Regions from separate parts of the Mus musculus genome. Here region 2 is linked to region 1. Evidence: chromatin loops called from intact Hi-C (ENCODE). Cell type or tissue: gastrocnemius. All regions are shown on one strand.

Region 1 (2,500 bases):
AGAATGTACTGTCTCATTTAAATGTCTGAAACCTAAAATATACAAGCAAAACGAGAGAGACAGCTCAGTGGCTAAATGCCCTGACTGCTCTTCTGAGAACTCTGGGTTCAGTTCCTAGCACCTACGTGGCAGGCTATATGTAGCTCCAGTCCTAGGGGATCCACATTTTATGTATTTTATTTTATTTTCTGGGTGTTTTGCCCTCACGTATTTAAATATTTAACATTTGTGTTGGGTGCCCTCAGATACCAAAAGAGGTCATGAGCTTCTCTTAGAACTAGAATTACAGTGGTTGTGAGCCACCATGCAGGTGCCGGGGATTGAACCTGAGTCCTCCAGGAGAGTAGTCAGTACTCTCAACCACTGAGCCACCTCTTCAGCCCTAAAGCCGTGTACACGCTGAGGTGAAAATCAACTTTATAAAAATCAACGATAATTCACATGGAGGTGGGTGGGAGAAGATATTACATTTTTCTTTTGTGATTTCTAGAACAGGTGTTTGATGGGTGCCTCCCTGCTCACTGGGCACCTGTTGAAAACATCTTGTCCAGATAAAGCAACAGTCCGACGTCTCTGAACACACACACTATCTGCTTGTGTAACTACACTTTTTCTGCCTCTCTCGCAATCTTTAGTTCGCAAGCTGCGTAAAGTGTAGGAATTATGCCACAATGTACACACTCTTCCGTGATGATATTCATAGAGCTGCAGATGGTCAGCCTGCTGAGGTCACACACCTGTCCCAGCCCTTGGGCGATGAAGGCTCAAGGTACAGGAGTTCAAGGTCATTCTTGGCTAGAAGGCAAGTTTGGAACTAGCCTGAACTACCCTCTCAAAAAATAATAATAAAAGAAATTGCCATTATTAGAAGAGACTTTAAAAGCCACCTGGTCCCCTGTCCCACTCACCTGGTGCTGGAATCCCTGTAATGGCATCCAGCCTGTTTCAGTACTTCTAAAGTCAGGCATATAGGAAGCTCTCTGCAAGTTCAAGTGCAACCTGTTAACGTAGTGAGTATCATCAGGTCATTTAGGGCTACACAGCTAGATGTTGTCTTGTAAATACTTAAATTATACAAGGGAAGCATTCTTACAGGGGCAGGAGAGGCAGCTTGGTGGTTAAGTGGACTGACTGCTCTTCTGAGAACCCTGGGCTTAGGTCTCAGCGGCTACATGGCAGGTCCCAGCCATATGTAATTCCAGTCCTAGGGGATCCAGTGCCCTCTTCTGGCCTCCGTAGGCACTGCTTACAAGTGGCACACTACCAGTCACTCACTTGTACATGAATAAGAATTGCAAGAAATCAGTCTTGCTAAATGTGGTGGTGCATGCCTTTAGTCCCGGCATTCTGGAAGCAGAGGCAGGCAGATCTTTGTGAGTTCCAGGCCAGCCAGGGCTACATAGAGAGACCCTGTCAAGTTTTATAACCACACATTATGTGCTGGACTTTCTGTGATGTGTCCATGATGACATCACTATCAGAACATCTCTGCCCGTCCTGTAAAGGAAACCCACTCACTCGTGCATCTGTTGGCTTTGCGAGCGTAGGTAAGGGCTAATGTGCAGAGGTTTGCTTACACTCATTAGTAGATGAGCTCTGTGGGGAGTCGAGGGTAGCAGGAGGTGAGCCAGTGTAGCTCTTGTTGTTACAACAAAAGTGAAGCCACCATCTGAGATCTCTTCCCTTGGCTCTGGAGAAATCCCGGCAGAGGCCTACCTTTATTAGGAACTAGGACTTACAGTTGGGTGCTTAGTGTATGCCAAGGTGTCCCTCTGTTTGCACAGCCGAATCTTTTTTGTTGTTGTTGTTGTTGTTTTGGTTTTTTGGTTTTTTTGAGGCAGGGTTTCTCTGTGTAGCCCTGGCTGTCCTGGAACTCACTCTGTAGACCAAGCTGGCCTCGAACTCAGAAATCTGCCTGCCTCTGCCTCCCAAGTGCTGGGATTAAATGTAAAAATGTCAAATCTGTGTGCTTCTCACAACACATCTTAGCCTACATACCTTTTAAATTTTTTGTTGAATTATTATTATTTTCTTTTCATGTGTCTGGGTGTTTTGCCTGAACGTAGGTCTGCGTCTTTGGAGAGCAGTAGATCTCTTACAACTGTGTCACAGACAGTTGTGAGCCTGAGTGTGGATGCTGGGCACTGAACCCAGGTCCTCTGCAAGAGCAGCCAGAGTGCTTAACCACTAAACCATCTCTCCAGCCCCGCCACCCTACCTTTCTAAACATATTTGATGTCATTGAAAAGTTTTATAAGCTGGATGTGGTAGATCAGGAGTTTCAGGCCAGCTAAGGCTCCAGTTCAAGTTTAGCCTGGGCAACACAGGGGGACTCTATTACCAAAACAAGAGCACATAGAAAGTTTTAACTGTTGTATTAGGGATGTGCTCAGTAGTGCCACACTTACATAGCATGGATGAGGCCCTGGGTTCAAGCCCCGGCACCACAAATAAATAAATTATGTAGTGTTTTTTTGATTTAGCAAAGTTTATATCGAGT
Region 2 (2,500 bases), 78 kb after region 1:
AGCTTCGGCTGTTGATCCCCTCAGCCTGCGGGGACTCCTAAGAGGCTTTCTATAGGGAGTAAATGCCTGAGATTAGAGGCCATGGAAAAAAAAAAAAGCTGGGGGACGAGAAAAGCCTCGGCTTGTCCGGCACGGAGCTCGAACGCGTTTGTTGCAAGCGCCAAGTTTACTTTGGTCAGGGAGACGTGCATGAGAAAGAAATCCCCGTCCCGCGTCCCCACTATGAGTTGGAAAGGAGCCATTCCCATTCTGCCTCGATGCTTGCTATAACCGGCCTCGCGTAGTTTTTAGCAAAGGCTGGAGCGTCTGAGCGACCTGCGTTCTAAACGCAGTGCGCTTGAGCTGCTCCGGAGTCCAGCCCTGGCCGCTCCGCCCTGGCGCTTGGTGAGCAGCCACAGTCAGGCAGCCTCGGCTCTGCCCCCAGTGTAGGAGGCTCTGGGGTAAACGCAGGGACCTTAAGTGACAGCCCCTGACGAGCATCATCAGCTCTAATCGTGGTGCCAGGGATTCTGAGCCCGGCTAGGCAGCGGGCTCCGACCGCACCCTAAGGCGGGAGGAACCCCCACGGGTCGCCTCGCGGGCGGGGACCTAGGCGGGCTGCGGCCAATGAGCAGCCGAGTCCATCGGAGGCGGGGCAGAGGCCGGGGCGCGCTGGATTCCCCGGGCCAACTTCCGGCGGGTGCGAGTGGCGGGTGCGAGCCGGAGCTGCGTGGCGGGGCTTGCAGGTGCGTGAATGCCTTAGTTCTTAAGATGATGCGTGGACTGCCTAAACGCTTTGACCCATGGGTTTAACCTCAGCGACCGGTGCTACTCTTGAAACGAAACTGGCGTGACTGGCGAAAAGCCCACGTGCTTTGCACGGCCTTGATGGAGGTCGGCCAGGTAGTTCTTTCCCAGCTTTCTAATTCTGAGGCCGGGTCCAGGTTTCTGTGCATCTCTGCCTTGTAAAGACAGACCCTGTACACCGATGGTTTTTTTATCCGCTCTAGTTTTATCACAGTAACTAACCATTTACCTGGACCACTTTCGTATTTGGTTTCTACTTTTTCAAAACAAATATTTGGAAGTGGTTTTAACCGATTCTTTTATTCTCTCCTTACCCTATTCTCTTGTTCTCGCTATAAATTGCCTGTTAGTTAACTGACACCCAAGAAGTTACAAAAGACTCTCCGAGTCTCCCGGCTAGTAAGGCCTTGACACCGGAGCCCAGGCACCCAGCCGCTGCTGGTGAAGAGACCAGTCCTGCTATTTCACAGATCCTGACTAGTAAAATGAAAATTGTCTTCTTGCACTGCTTTCTTATTCAAGTTAGATTTTTTAAAAAGTTTAATGGCTTCAGCTATTTCTCTAAGAAAATGACACAGAATTGAACTAAAGTCTATCTTATGTGTAGGAGCGTTGTCCCTTACATGTATGTTTGTGCCCACGTGCATACAATGAACGCCCCAAAGAAGCCGGAAGAAAGCATTCAGTCTCCAGACCCAGATTAGGATGTTTGTGAGCCACCTTGTGGGTGCTGGGAGACTAAACCCCAGCCCTCTGCAAGAGAACTAAGTGTTCTTAACCTTACCAGTCTGCTTGGGTTTTCCTTAAATATGTAATCCCAAAGTAAAGGATCAATTTAGAATTTACATATTTCAGTTTTCTTCTTTCCGTAACCATCTTCTACATAAGTAAATATCTTGATAATATCTTTGCTCCCCCCCCTCCTTTTATTGGTGCTAGAATTTGAACACAAGGCTTCTATTCTAAGCAATAGGTATCAATTAGGTATATGAAGTAACAACACATAGCAAATTAGTACTTCCTATTTCTGGGTACTTTGTAGTATACAATATTTTTTTTTAAAGAATTGTTTATTTTATGTATGTGAGTACACTGTAACTGTCTGAAGACACACCAGAAGAGGGCATTGGATCCCATTACACATGGTTGTGAGCCACCATGTGGTTGCTGGGGATTGAACTCAGGACCTCATCAGTGCTCTTAACCACTGAGCCATCTTTCCAGCCCCCCCCCCCCCACACACACACACCTTTTTTTCTTAAAGAATTGTTTCAGTTAATTCTTTTTTTTTTTTTTTTTTTTTTAAAGATTTATTTATTTATTATATGTAAGTACACTGTAGCTGTCTTCAGACGCACCAGAAGAGGGCATCAGATCTCATTACGGGTGGTTGTGAGCCACCATGTGGTTGCTGGGATTTGAACTCCTGACCTTTGGAAGAGCAGTCGGGTGCTCTTACCCACTGAGCCATCTCACCAGCCCCCAGTTAATTCTTAAGAACTAAACTTTTAACAAATGCTTGTATTCAAATGAGATGTTAGTATTTAATTGTGGTTTCTAATAGATTTCCAATCTAGAGACTCCCGTAAGATCTCAAATCATAAGCCTGCAAGCTGTAGACAATAGACAAATGATTCTGCCACTTGTTTTTGTGTGGATACCAAACAAAACTGGTGGGAGGAGCCAGATGTGGTGGCACATGCTTGTAATCTCA

The links. Hi-C counts contacts between places; a loop is a spot of excess contacts. Peaks named below come from ENCODE experiments on the same cell type or tissue, not always from the same donor. Only the 100,000 strongest peaks of a DNase experiment are listed, where the experiment ranks them.
Region 2: it touches region 1 in a loop (2.9-fold over the local background); 1 of 42 quality-filtered maps calls a loop at or near these places.

The regions. Positions count from the first base shown.
Region 1 is chr16:91,723,172-91,725,671 of GRCm38, reverse strand. The region is part of intron 1 of Cryzl1 (crystallin, zeta (quinone reductase)-like 1); the gene reads left to right. It overlaps Gm46543 (a long non-coding RNA gene), which reads right to left and starts at 1,368. Exons shown (of 3, transcript XR_001781880.2): 1 at 1,094-1,368; 2 at 909-999. In gastrocnemius, a CTCF peak has its summit at 1,225 (motif pointing left); a DNase peak (open chromatin) is centred at 1,226.
Region 2 is chr16:91,645,109-91,647,608 of GRCm38, reverse strand. It overlaps Gart (phosphoribosylglycinamide formyltransferase), which reads left to right and starts at 637. Exons shown (of 22, transcript NM_010256.2): 1 at 637-725. In gastrocnemius, no CTCF peak of the experiment used is centred here; DNase peaks (open chromatin) are centred at 590 and 1,219; H3K4me3 peaks cover 1,719 bases; H3K27ac peaks cover 1,627 bases.